Regions from separate parts of the Homo sapiens genome. Here region 2 is linked to region 1. A link is a loop called in an ENCODE intact Hi-C map of the cell type or tissue named here. Cell type or tissue: heart right ventricle. All regions are shown on one strand.

Region 1 (2,500 bases):
CTTACTCACCTGGAGTAACAAGTGGATGTTAGCTGCATCCACTTGGCTGCATGCTCAGCAAGCAGGTAGCACATCCCTGGTACACTCACATATCTGTGCAATAAGCGATTGTCAGAGTGACTGAGTGAATGAACGACTACACAAAATGTAGGCACTCCATAAGGAATGCGAGACAGAAAGGCAGACAGGAGAATTCAGTCAGACTAAGGGCTGGCTCAGAAATCAAGCACCATGGGAAGACTAGGACACAAAGAAAAACAAGATGTGATTCTTTCCCAAGAGCTGGGCAGGCCAGTGGGTGAGAAAGTCAGACGCCCAATCCAGTTGAGTCCAACCTAAGGTTCAGTCAAACACCACACAGACATTCCCGTGGGCTCCAATGGGGCTTTGTTCCTAATCGTGCCCTGGGATGTTGATACAGAACTTACAAAACTATCCTTCTAAGAAGACTCCTTTTATGTGCTGAGAAGTTATCCAGATTCAGGCACAGTGGCTCATGCCTGTATTCCCAGGGCTTTGGGAGGCCTAGGCCAGAGGATCACTGGAGGCCAGAAGTTCGAGGCCAGCCTGGGCAACATAGTGAGACCCCGGCTCTACTAAAAATACAAAAATTAGCCAGGCACGGTGGCTCGTGCCTTGTAGTCCCAGCTACTCAGGAGGCTGAGGCAGGAGGATCACTTGAGCCCAGGAGTTCAAGGCTGCAGTGAGCTGTGATCACGCTACTGTCCTCCAACCTGGGTAACAGAGCAAAACCCTGTCTCAAAAAAAAAAAAATTAATTTAATTAAAAAAACCACAAACCACCATTTCCCAAAGTGACTGAAACCATTTGACCCACTAATGGAGAATGAGAGCGTCTCCTCTATACTGTTCATGGTCCAAGGGAAGCAAGGGTTCCAGCGGTCGGGTGTGAGCCCGTGGGAGGGAACTTGGTCATCAGGAAGGATGCGAGGACCCTCTGGCTGTGGGGTGTGGGGTCCGCGGTGGCTGCAGAGACTGGTCCCCCCACACCAGGGGGCGCTGCAGGAGCGGGAAAGGCCTGAAAACAGCTGGTCCAGCCCCTGTCCTCGGGAAACTAAAGCCTTATATCCTGCCACGGTCACTGGGCACTGGAAATTCAGAGCCCCAAGATCCTGTCCATGCTCGAGGGGCTCCCAGTGTGCAGACAGAGTGGGGACGGCAGCTGCAGCCCAAGGCACAGTGGCTATATTTGCATGGGGGTAGGAGGGGAGGAAATTAGGTGAGGGAGGCAGACAGGGTGCTAATTTGGACGTGCCCTGTCTGGTGGGGGCAGAAGACAAGGCCTGTTTATGTCCACCTGGCTCTTATCTCTCCCCGAAAGGAGCACGATCATTTATTTATGTACAGTTTGTCTGTCTCCCCAACGAGGAGGAAGATTGTGGTGTTTTTCCATTTTGTCCACTCTGAATCCGTGACACCTGGTACCAGGCACCTAGCACAGAGAAGGCACTGAAAACGTACCCACTGAGGGAATGACAGGGACATTGAGGATGAGCAGGTGCTGGCAAGGAGAGCAGGGAGGGTTTCAGGGCCCACAGGCTGCTCCCCCGTCAGCCCAGCTCCCGCCTCCCTTGGCCAGGGCCTGTGGATGCGTCTTCCTCCAACCTTCCCCCTTCCTCCCTGCTCCATCCTTACGCTCTAGATGCGGCTCATAAACAAGATATCATCGGACTTGACTCTCCTTGTCTGACCTGACAAGCATTTGTTTCATAGTAGGCGCACTCAGTCCGCTGAACCTTCATGGATCAACTCCGGCATCTGAGTGCTGTTCCCGAGTCACACCTGCCCTGTGCTCCTTTTCTTCCCAGTTCACCCTGGCTGCTGGGATCCAAGGCCTCTGGGGTCCCAAGCAAAGGGAGACATTTACCAGCGCACACCCCCCACCAACTCCGTCAAAAACATCGCCCAGGGCCCCAGTGTCCGCCCGAATCACCAAATGTCTCTGAGGTGGAAACAGCCCCAAACATCAGGCCACCCCAGGCCTGTGTCATTCCTGAGACCCTGGTCCAGGAGCTCTTCAGATGCTGGCAGCCTGCTAGTGCCTTCAAGCAGCTCTCTCGCTCTCTCTCTCTCTCTCTCTCACTCACCTAAAGAAGACAACCTATTACTTTAGGTGTGCAGAATAATTTTACTCTTTTTTTTTTGTCTCAATCTGAGACTTGTACTGGAAAACCCAGAAAACCCATTTCAGTGTTTTCTCATGTTAAAAAAAAAATGCAAAAACAAAAAACACCAGAGTTGGCTGGGCTCAGTGGCTCACGCCTGTAATCCCAGCACTTTGGGAGGCCAAGGTGGCCAGATCACCTGAGGTCAGGAGCTCGAGACCAGCCTGGCCAACATGATGAAACCCTGTCTCTACTAAAAATACAAAAATTAGCTGGGTGTGGTGGCCCACACCTGTAGTCTCAGCTACTTGGGAGGCTGAGGCAGGAGAATTGCTCGAACCTAGGAGGCAGAGGTTGCAATGAGCTGACATTGCG
Region 2 (2,500 bases), 150 kb after region 1:
CCCACAAGAACCTTAGGAGATGCCCCCCGCTAGTTTTCAGATGAGGAAGCTGAGTCTCAAGTTTAGTACTGTAATTTGCCCGAAATCACACAGTTAACTATTAAGCATGGGCTAGAATGTAGGTTGTGATTCTTGTGGTCCAGAAGTTTTGCCCTCTACAGCAGCTGCCTGCACTTGGTACCAAGGTAGATGCCAGGGCAGTAGGAGTAGGACACACAGAGCTTCCCTTCATGTGTGTCCAGTCTGGTAAACTGGGCAAGTACAAGACACAGACACAGTTAATGGAATGAAGGTGGGATGTGGCCACAGCTGTGCCACAGAGGACCTCTCAGGAAGAGCTAGGAGGGAGAGGAGGATGCCACCTTGTGGAAAAGAACCAATTCCTTGCAGTGGCATAGGATGATTTTGAGACACAGAGTTCATGTTTCTTTAGTAAAGGGCAACCTTAGCACCCTTAGTCCAGTTTTCTGTCATTAGTTAGTAAAGAATCCAGTTTCACCTCTTAGCTCTAGGTTCCTGGTTATCTGTACAGTCTCTTAGTGGATACTGGTGTTTGTACATAATATTTTTGTTTTTACAGTGAAGTGGTATATAGAGAAACTCTCAGTGCATAAATACTGGTAATTATTTCTTTTGAATGACCTTTAGCTCACACTGTGAGTTAAGTCCCTGCATATTTGCCCTGTAGCATCATGAAGCATCCTTCTTTAGCTTATGTGGGTTGGGGCATTTAGTCTCAGAAGGATAGCCAAGAAAACAGGTAGTCACTTACCTACTCAGCAGAAGTGGCTGGGGACTCCTAATGCTTCTAATATTGGATATGATTCATCACAAGCAGTTGCTGCTCTGAGCCAGGGGCTGACCTGGGAGCTCACAGCATCTCTGGAAAGGAAGAGTAGCATTGTCCCCTTTACAGTAAGGCGAGGAAACAGGCTCAGAAAAGAGGCAGCTTGTTCAGGTAACCATATAAGAAAGCCCCAGCTTTGTGCAGTCTGCCCCCTGCTGGCCTTGCTGCGCATTCATATGTGCATCCCTTCAGCACTTGGGTTAGGCACTGTTCTAGACTTGGGAATGCATAGGCAAACAGATCGTGTCCCTGTCCTCCCCCTGCTCAGGTACCTTCTCAACAGGGACTTGAGGAAATAGGGCACAGACCATGTGACAGCTGGGGCTGCCTGCAGGGAGAGGTGCCAGGCAGCAGTGGCTTGTGCAGGGACAGGAATGCATTGGGTATGCCCCCAACATGACTGGCAAAGAAGGGATGGCATGGGAGTGTGGTGGGGATGAGGCCAGCCAGGCAGCTGGGAGCCAGACCACAGAGGGCCTTGTAGACTCTGTGCACCAGGAGTGCCGTCCCAAACAGCAGTCTCCACAGCTCACGCCCCTGGATTTTCAGTGCTTTCAAGACTCGAGTAATGTAAGCGTCTGGATGATTTTAGCATTAAAGACAGAGAGTCCTGCAGGGAAGCAGTACAGACAGGTGGTGAAAGGCCCAGGATTGAGAACTGTATTGGAATCCAGAGCTTCTTTCCCCAGCTATTAGGCTTTGGGTGCTGACTGAGCCTTTCTGTGCCTCTGTAGTCTGTATGTATAAAAGGAGGCTAGAAGAATGCCCTCATTGTAAGGTAAAGTGCCTAGAACAGTGGCTGGCATGTCATAGCCCGAAACAGGGTGGTGGTCAACTTGAGCATCATGAAGACTATCAGCAGCAGTTCAGCATCACCTTTTCCAAATACCCTGTGGCACAATAAAACCCTCTTGTATGTACAGAATTCCTAAAGCAGGAAGAGAAAATGAAGGAGTGGGGTGTGGAGATGGGCCTGCCTGCCTCTGAGCTATCCTTGTCAAGGAAACCATGTCCTATCCACTCCATGCCCCTCAGCCAGTATAAGTGGTGGCCATATGGAGTGGGCCATGGAGTGAGAAGTCAGCCAAGGAAAAGATGCCTCCTTAGGAGAGATGAAGCCAGGGTTCCTCCCAGCCTCAGCAGAGGACACATGGCATCCTCCCCAGCCGCCCTAGGGCAACCACGCCTCCAAGCCTATGGCTTTGATAAGCAGCGGTCATGGGTGCAATGTGTGTGCCCGGCACTGTGCTTGAGGCTTCACCTCTTTGAATTTGCACAGAAATGTAGGAGGGAAAATGGTGATGTTCTCATCTTAGAGATGAGGATACTAGGGCTCAAAGAGGTTAAATAATTTGTGCAAAGTTACATCACAAGTAAATAGCATGACCTGGAATTGACTGAAGTCTGTCTAATCCCAGAGCCTGGGGTATTCTCATGAACCTCAACTAGTAACTTGGAGTTCTTGGAGCCGTCAGAGAGAACAGCTGTGGAGAGTCTTCCATGTGGCCAGTGCAGCTGCAGGAAGCAGCCCAGCAGGGCCCAGATGGTCTTACCCTTGGCACAGCCTCGCTACTCTGTGCCAAGGTAGAAGGGCGCAGCAGTCACTTGCTCCAGCCTTGTCCTTTGGGGTGTTGTGCAAGGGGCAGGCATGTC

Evidence for each region. A loop is a pair of places that touch in the nucleus more often than their neighbours do. Peaks named below come from ENCODE experiments on the same cell type or tissue, not always from the same donor. Only the 100,000 strongest peaks of a DNase experiment are listed, where the experiment ranks them.
Region 2: a loop joins it to region 1, with 9 times the contacts of the local background. A loop is called at or near these places in 109 of 110 quality-filtered maps.

Annotation. Positions count from the first base shown.
Region 1 is chr4:6,719,420-6,721,919 of GRCh38, forward strand. No RefSeq gene overlaps it. Among named protein-coding and RNA genes, the nearest start is that of BLOC1S4, 4.5 kb to the left of the region's middle. In heart right ventricle, a CTCF peak has its summit at 1,004 (motif pointing right); a DNase peak (open chromatin) is centred at 1,022; H3K27ac peaks cover 308 bases.
Region 2 is chr4:6,873,145-6,875,644 of GRCh38, forward strand. The region is part of intron 8 of KIAA0232; the gene reads left to right. Among named protein-coding and RNA genes, the nearest start is that of TBC1D14, 35 kb to the right of the region's middle. RefSeq lists a silencer at 915-1,074. In heart right ventricle, a CTCF peak has its summit at 1,010 (motif pointing left); DNase peaks (open chromatin) are centred at 997 and 2,484; H3K27ac peaks cover 1,775 bases.